Linked DNA regions of Homo sapiens: region 2 is linked to region 1. Evidence: read pairs that join two places in POLR2A ChIA-PET (ENCODE). Cell type or tissue: Panc1. All regions are shown on one strand. Each heading gives the region's core, and the rest is flanking DNA. Links, peaks and the distances in the headings are about the cores only. Region 1 has its middle 22 kb from the start of ELDR. Region 2 overlaps EGFR (epidermal growth factor receptor).

The links. Peaks named below come from ENCODE experiments on the same cell type or tissue, not always from the same donor. Only the 100,000 strongest peaks of a DNase experiment are listed, where the experiment ranks them.
Region 2: POLR2A ChIA-PET joins it to region 1 with 5 read pairs; 4 of 35 experiments call an interaction of 5 or more read pairs at or near these places.

What each region holds. Positions count from the first base shown.
Region 1 is chr7:55,231,172-55,235,561 of GRCh38, reverse strand. No RefSeq gene overlaps it. Among named protein-coding and RNA genes, the nearest start is that of ELDR, 22 kb to the left of the region's middle. In Panc1, for the core only: no CTCF peak of the experiment used is centred there; no DNase peak of the experiment used is centred there.
Region 2 is chr7:55,028,953-55,033,308 of GRCh38, reverse strand. The region is part of intron 1 of EGFR (epidermal growth factor receptor); the gene reads right to left. Among named protein-coding and RNA genes, the nearest start is that of EGFR, 12 kb to the right of the region's middle. In Panc1, for the core only: no CTCF peak of the experiment used is centred there; a DNase peak (open chromatin) is centred at 2,785; H3K27ac peaks cover 1,438 bases.

The sequences.
Region 1 (4,390 bases), core at 236-4,235:
GAGAAAATCAAACCCAAATCAGGAGGCTGGGCCGGGGGTCATGGTGAGTCAAGAAAAGAGGGTATTCTTCCCCACCTTCCCGCTAGAGCCACCGCAGGCCTGAAGCCCCTGGCACAGAGCCCCGCAGGGTTTGGGGTCTGCATGACTGAAATGGGGTGTGGAGGAGGCCTGAGGACTGCATTACCTGCACTTCCCAGGCTCTCCCTCTGCAGCCGGGCTGCCTTAGTGCAGGTCAGCTGCAACTGCAACCGCAACCGCAACCTGGTCACTTCCGGCAAGGGCAGAGCTCGCTCCCGCCGGGTGTGAGGTCTAGAATCGGCCTTCCTGCCCTGATCTTGTTCCCAGAACTCCTGGGGCGCACCTGGGAGCAATGCGGAGCCCCTCTATGTCTCCAAAGTCACGGCTTTCCTCTGTAATGCTATGACAGTGAAACAGCAAAAGAACACAACTCCATTTTTAAGGGGTCTTTACCCATTCTTGCACGTAGGGGAGGATAATTTTAGAGTACAGAGAAAATTAACAGCAATCATGTAGTTTTTAAAACTAGCTTTGGGACTAAAGGAGAAGTATGTAAACAACTATGTTTTGTGAAAGATTTCCAAGAGCACTGTGACCTGACCAAGAGCACTGTAACCAAGAGCACTGTGACAAAGCCATTCTCCACCTTCTTGGACCCGTGCTGGCTCCCAGGTGTCTGCGGTCCTCCATTACCTCTTGATCCCAACCCCCTCCTCTGTCTCCTGCCCTTAACATAAAATAGCCTAAAGTTTGTAGCGACTCGAGGTGGTGCTGTAGGATGCTAGTTGGCCATCTTCTTGGCTTGCTGGCACTCTTTTCCTCCCACCAGTTCTCTCGTGTGTTTGGATTCGAGCAGCGAGCAGCGGACCTTGGGTTTGGTTACCTCCGCCTGGAGCCCTGCCTGGGCTGCCCCGTGCCTGTGAGTTTCCTCCCGAGGCTGCTCTCTAGGCCTTCTCTTCACCCTCCTGCTCCTGTTTCCCAGGGCCTTCCTGATGGGTTGGACTCTGCTCTCTGGGCCCCCATTAGCCCCCTGGTGTTCTGCTCCACAGAGCTGTGGGAGTGTGACATCCCTGGCATCCCCAGAAGCCTGGGAACGCACCCTGACCCACTGCGCAGGCTCATGTCCAGCCTCCATCTCCCACCTTGCCTGACGGAGGCTGCGATGGGGCCCCGACCTCCAGCCTAGAGAGTGTGTCCACTGCCGTGGCCCTGTTCTCCCTTGGGTTTCTCCTGTGTGTGCCCTGGGTACTGTCTGCCCAGCTACATTTCTTCCCTCTTATTTTCTGCTAACAGTAGCCCCAGCTGTTAGGGTCATTGGTGGAAACCCTTAATCCCGGGAGGGTGACCTCCTCAACCCAGGTTGGAGGAACGCGGCTGCCCTACGAAACTCGGGCAGCTCTCTTTATCTGGGGCCAGTGACCTGGCAGATGATACACAACCCGGCGTCTAGGTTTTCTGATCCAACGGGGCTGGGTTCACTCACCATTCCTCTCTCCTCGTCCCTCATCTTCCTGCCTGGAATTCTAACTTGTCAGCTGAGGGGCAGCAGCAACCTTGCAAGCTGGTACGATGATGAAAGCTGGCACAGTCAGGGCGGTGCCTCTGGGCGATGCTGAGCTCTTCCATCTGCCCTGGGCTGACTCCCTTGGGGCTTATCCTAAGTAAGGAAATTAACCCCTTTTTGTTTAAAGCGTGAACGTTTTGGAATCACATTGTTTTCTGTGATTTGTGCCAGATTCATTCCTAAGTGACCTTCTCCCTTCCTTGTTGACCTGGGACTTAGGCAGAGTGTTCCTCAAGGTGCAGCCCAGGTGAACGTGTCAGATGCCCAGCAGAGACAGACAAGGACAGAGGAAAGAGTTCTCTCCTGTGGAAAAAGGGCAGTAGTAAGAGGTCTGCCCAGGCTCCAGAGAAGTGGGGAGTCCTAAGGGGCTTCCCAGGCCTGCGGTGGGTGAGGGAGCTGGCCCTGGAAGAAGAGAGGCCTGGTGGTAGGGCTGATTCTTCCAACAGGGCTGTGGCAATTCTCTGGGAAAGATTGTGCAGGCTGTGACCGAGCCCGCCAAGATTTTCCAGACCCTTGCAACCACCCGCTGCTGCTAGTTCTCTGCCTGGAAGCACCAGAGAAGCATCTTTTAGAGCTGTCCAGGGATTGCATGCATCTCCCACCCTTCAAGACCCAGGTTGCTCCTCGGTCTCCAGGTGCCATGGGTGGTGGGAGGCTTTTCTTCGCCAGAGCTAGAAAGTCAGGGCCTGCATTCTGAAGGCGGTGGGGGCACTGGGAATGCTTCCATCCACCTTTCATCACACGCTGAGATGCTGGGAGCAATAGGCGATTGTAAGGGTGGACGTGAGCAGATGGCAATGAGGATGGCAGGCCTGGCGGGCTGGGACTTGGGCCTGGAAATGCCAACTGAAGGTTGGGCCTGGAATGAGAGAAGCAGCCACATTGGGGGCAGCCAGAGGCAGTCTTCTGCTGGAGTCATGAAGTCAAAAATGAAAGTTCCCTGGAGCTAGACAAGAATATGGGAGAACATTTATGTCTATGGGGAAAATGAGGGCCTTCTAAAGCAAGATGTACAAAGCATCACATTTATCAAAAAATAAAGTTGATGTAAAAAATTTAAAATTACATTTTACCAAAGATAATATTTACAATGTATAATCCATGTGATCAGAAAATTAAAAATGAAAATCCAGAATAAATAATGAACTTTTATAAGTCAATAAAAAGAGAAGGCTGGGCACAGTGGCTCAGAACTGTAATCCTAGCACTTTGGGAGGTTCAAGTGGGAGGATTGTTCAGAAGTTCAAGACTAGCCTGGGCAACATAAGGAGATCCTGTCTTTACAAAAACTACAAAAATTAGCTGGACGAGGTGGTAACTGCCTATAGTCCCAGATACTTGGGAGGCTGAGGTGAGAGGATCACTTGAGCTCAGGAAGCCGAGGCTGCAGTGAGCTGAGATCCGCCACTCCAGCCTGGGCAATAGAGCAAGACAGTCTTGAAAAATGAAAATAAATAAAAGGAGTGAATTCTCCATCTTCAACTGACATATCCAGGTTCTTACACTGGGACTGATTGGGACTGACGAGATGTAGTGCTCAACCCACAGAGAGCAATGAAGTACAGGGTGGGGTATGGGTCTCCTGAGAGTGGCAGAGCCAGGGGAGCCCCCAACCCAGCCAAGGGAGGTGGTGAGTGATTGTGCGACCGTGTCTGGGAAACCATGCTTTTCCCATGGATTTTTGCAAACCTGCAGATCAGGAGATCCCCTCGTGAGCCCATTCCACCGGGGCATTAGGTCCAAAGCACAGAGCTGTGTGGAGTCTCAGTGGAGTGGCCACTCATGCACATGTGGAGACCCAGGAGTTTTGCATACTCTAGCCCCGGTAATTCTGGCAAGGCAGAATTCCCCTAGGAAGGGGGCTAAATCTAGGGGAGCCAAGTGGCATCATTCTGTGGCCCCTCTGCTGCACCTCACAATTTAAGACCCACTGGCTTGACATTCTAGACAGCTAGTGGCAGCAAGCTGGAGACTGCCTAAGATGGACTGAGTTCCCCAGGGGGGAGTGGCGGCCACCATCTCTCTGGTTTGAGTCAGCTGTTCTAGCCTGCTGGCTCTGGGGAGCCTGAGTGGTCCAGACTGAGAGGCGCTCCCCACAATGCGGCACATTGCTATGCCAGACTGTGGCCAGACTGCTTCTTTAAGTGGGACCCCGGTCCATCCCTCCTTACTGGGCAGGGCCTCCCTGTGGGAATTTCAGCAACTCTAGCTAGGGTTATATGGACAGAAATCTGATCTCCCTGGGATGGAGCCCCCAGGGGGAGGAGCAGCCTCTGTCTCTGCCATTGAGCCAACTCTTAGTTTTTCCAGCCTCCTGGTTCTAGAAAGTCCAGACAGTCTGCATGAGGGAGGTTCCCTTCAGCACAGTGCACCTGCTCTGCCAAGGGGCAGCCAGACTGCTTCTTTAAGTGGGTCCCTGATCCTGTTCCTCCTGACTGAGTGAGACCCCCCAAGAAGGGTCTCCAGACATCTCCTACAAGACTGTTTGGGCCAACATCAGGTCAGGGTCCCCCTGAGACAGAGCTCCAAGAGGAAGGAGCAGGCTGTCATAATTGCTGTTTTGCAGCCTTCACTGGTGATACCTCCAGGTGCAGGAAGGACTGAAGCAGCTAGGTCTGGAGTGGACCCCTAGCAAACCACAGTAGCCCTGTGGAAAAGTGGCCTGACTGTTAAAAGAAAAACAAACATCAACAACATCAACAACAAAAAGACTCCATTCAAATGTCAGCAACCTCAAAGATTGAAGGTAGATATGCCCGCAACGATGAGAAGGAATCAACGCAAAAATGCTGAGAACTCAAAAAGTTA
Region 2 (4,356 bases), core at 357-4,356, 200 kb after region 1:
AAACAAAAAACACCACAAGGCAGGTCTTAAGATTTTTTCGGTACATTTGCTTTGTATATTCATATGTTAGTCCCATGTCCACATTTTGCTTTTTCTACTTACAGAGAATTTACCCTCAAAATAGAGAGTAAATAGAAAGTTGCTGCTTTTTCTAGAATAAAATAGTCATCTATTGAATGTTAATGATTAGTTCTAGAATCACACTGACCTATCTCATTCTTTAGCCTGCTATAAAAATTTTCAGATTGAGAAAATCATTCATAGACATGACAATTTTGGACATACTGAGAACCAGTGGAAGTTTTCAAGCATTGTTGAAGACTTTGCTTTAAGAGCATTGTGATTCTAAGGGCTTTGAACACTTGGCACTGGTGGCTTATTTTGACTTCCAGCGTGGTGAGTCCCCTTTACCCTGCAAAGGTAGTAAATTCCTGGCTGAAAAAGTGCCCTGAGTATCCCTTTTCCCTCTCTGAGTCAAGAAACTCCTGAACATTTTCTCCATTTTTAATAAATGACATATATATTCTATCTTATGGCCAGAAAAAAATACAAAGGGACACTGATTTGTTAGGAGAATCAACTCTATGCCATCCAGGATGCATATATGATTGAAAAATGAGCAGAAATATCTGCTGCAAAATAGTAATAACAGAAAGCATGAGACAGTCAGAGAACCAGGCAAAGATGGAATCATCAACTTAACCAGCCAGCAAAGCTAGCTGTCCCTGATCTGGGAGTCAGATGTGTCAAACTGTGAACACGTCCGGGTCATCTGCGTCCTCATTCAGTTCCCCAGGATGCCAGGCCGCTGCCTGCCACACATGCAAAGGCTCAGGAAAAGTGTGTGCTGGTGCCGTTCTACATAGAGAGTGAAAATTCACGGGAGCAAACTCTTTTTGAAATAAATTGCATCTTCAGATATCATTTTTTCCCTTAAGGCCCATTTAGCCTCCACCATGCTGTGCTAAGCTGCGTCCTCAGACAGAGATGGGCTGAATGATTTAATCATCCTCTGTCTGCCTCTAAGGATGATACCACTGAATTGGTATGTTTGATGTCTACATTTCAAAATCACTGGGTATTAATTAGTTATCATCTGTTACTTTTGAGACTTCTCTTAAACTTAACTGGGCCTTTTATGGCTTGGCAGAACATCTTGTGAATGGGACATAGGGCGATTGTGAGATCAGTACTACTGTTAATAACATTACGTGGTACCTAGAGGTTCTCTCAACTAAAAATCAACCTTGAAAACAGTGTTCAGAAGTCACCAAGCCTGCAAAACTTCTACTAGGTGACCAATGTGCAGTCAACATGCCTGTGCTCACAACAGCCCCTCTCACCTGTGACCACCACCTCATGCTACCTCTTCCCTTGTCACCTAGTGAAAGAAGACAAGTGTGGGAGGAAAAAGAGTGCCCAATGTCTTCTCAATATTAAGTCAGAGGAATGCTAATATTTTCCTTTTCCAAAATGCGAATAAAAACAAAAAACCCCGAAGAATATAATATTGGCAACTCTCTTTGCCTTAGCACCCAATTCTCATCGGCTCCATCAGCAGAATTTAGGCCTTGAGTTCGTGACTACTTATCTCCCTGGCTATAGTTTGAATGTCTTGTTTTTGCAACTGAGCAACATTATGAACATTTAGTAGCCATTGCCCAAAGAATCTAAAAGCCTAGAATTCCTAGCCAAGACTTCAAGAACTCTGTCATGTGATAAGGAAAGATGGACTCAGATAATCACCCAAGTCTTCTGCCCTTCTGGGACTTTTCTCATTCAACTCTCTCCCTGACACCAGGCACGTCACTACTCTGCATCTAAACAAGAATCTCTAAAGGTGGAAAGTGAAGTGAAAAAGTAGGCAACTCACCTGATTCTTCATGTTGTCCCACTTCATCAAATTGCTGAACTTTCTGTTCTGCCTTGGCCAGGTAGATTTTTGTTGACTGAAGGTAAAATAATGATGCTTTTGCCCAAGTAACCTTTGCAAGACTTACAGGTTCAGTGGCTAAAGCCACCCTGAAATCAATATACTAACTGTCTGTTTACTGGAAGGGTTTACTTATTCAACAAGAGATACGTCATCACAGGCCTGAAAAATCGATGTGTTCTCCTGGCAATCCTCTCTAAACCTGCAGCACCTAGATAACAACTGGAGATCCATTGCTCAGCTGGAGTGCAGGACTTTTTCCTTTGCTACTTTATAATCATGAAATAGAAAATTGCTTTTGGGAAATTTCTGCCAGAGTACTGAAAAGTTTCCACTATGTTAGGAATAAACAATAACAAAACAGTTTCTTCCTTTCTTGTGGAGGAAAATGAACACTGCATTTTGAAATTTCTTCTGGGAGAGGCACATCACCGTCACTGAGAGATCTACTCACTGCCGCACTCTCCATTCCATTCCTTCAACCCAGAAAGTGCCTCCAAGTGAATAATTTGATGTGTGAAACCATCTCTTCTTAAAAGCCAATGCTTGCAAGTAAATCCCAGCCAGAATAGCTTATTACAAATGGTATGATATGGAAAATGAACACTCTTGGAGGGCCACACTGTTTCTTAAGTTTGTCTCTTTTTGTAAAAGCTGTTTCACACCCTAAAGAGGTTAAGTGTATGCCTTCATTTAAATCATAGAAATGAGTCTTACAAATCTATGTAAGGGAATTACTACAGCTTGCCATAGGCATTGCTAACTGACCCAACTGCTAAATCAAGTTGCCTTCTCCTTTCATTTTTTTTCTGCAAGTATTTATAGGTCTGGAAAATTTACAGAAGTTGATGACACAACGTTGAAAAGTCATACTTCTCATTTCTAAAGTAAATATTTTCAAGGCTCACAAATTCACTGCCCTGTATCTTATGGAATGGGCAGTTATAACACATACAGAAGAGACTTGAGTCTAAAAACTACTTCATAACAAAAAAGAAACCTGGGAAAGGAACCAAAACAGAGCAGAAATACACAGAAATATACAGAAATTGTGAGGGACATTAAGCATTAGTAACAGAAGTATAACAAATTTTGAGGAATACTTTATTTAGCCTTTGATTCACAAATAGAACTAAAAGTGATGGGGCATCCATAGCTAAAAAACCCAATGACGTCTTGAAGGAGGAATAAGTAACCTTGACCTGCATGTTGAGAGACAGTGCTGTGTAGCAGGAGAGCACCCAGTGCCCACTGATCACCAGCCTGGTGATTACGGACAACAGCAGAATCGCTCTGAGCCTGGGTCCCTCACCTCCCAATCTGGAAAGCTATCCCAATCCTGTGGGGTTGTAGGAGGCTGAGAGAGAAGAATGTTAAGGCATTGTGTAAACTATGAGGTGCTGTACAAATGCGAGGTGTTGTTATTATTATGACATCAATGTTTTAGCATCTAAATTATAGGGACAGCACACTTATTACCAGCATGTTTAAATACATATCTTGCATACATTTAGATTTGTTTTTAATTTTACAGATGTTTTCAGCTGGAAGGAGTCTGACGATCGTCTAGTTTAGCTGTTTTATGGAAGGTGAAACTGAGAGGGGAGACTCTAACCTGTTTTCTCTCCCCATTATAACTAACAACAAATTACAGAAAAAAATATGTTAAGCCGCGTACTAAGAAAAACTCCCTTAACAACACCACTTTTCAGGGAGCAATACATGTGTATGCATACTTGTATAACCATGAATACTGAGTGTGTTTGGTACTTTCTAACTTTTGAAAATTATATAGTATATTTTTACAGTCATTTGACAAAGTTTTTCATCTGCAGTCCTTTGCAAAGTTTCATTTCCAGTTATTTATAAAAATTTTTCTTTCTCTGTGAAGGCTAATTCATAACAGCTTGTAAAAAAGAAGGAGCGAGGAAGAGAAAGAAGGAAGGGAAGAAGAAAGAAAGCAAGGAAGGAAGAAGAAAGGGGAGTAAGAAAGAAAACAGGGCAATACACTATTCTCACTCATAAATGTCACCAGAAATTAAAAAAATCAAGAAACATCTATAAGGATAAGGTTTCTGATTCTCTATTAACATTGTAGCAAATTGAAGCCAAGAAAAAGTTCTATAGTGCACTCTATTTAAAAGCCTCTCAAAATTAGTACATTAAAAAACAACAGGTGACACAATAATTCTCCAATGACCACTTTTTTTTTGTTTTTTGACTGAGTCTTGCTCTGTCGCCTAGGCTGGAGTGTAGTGGTGTGATCTCAGCTCACTGCAACCCCTGCCTTCCAGGTTTAAGTGATTCTCCTGCCTCAGCCTCCTGAGTAGCTGGGACTACAGGCACGTGCCACCGCACCCAGCTGTTTTTTTTGTATTTTTAGTAGAGGCGGGTTTCACCATGTTGGTCAGGCAAGTCTCAAA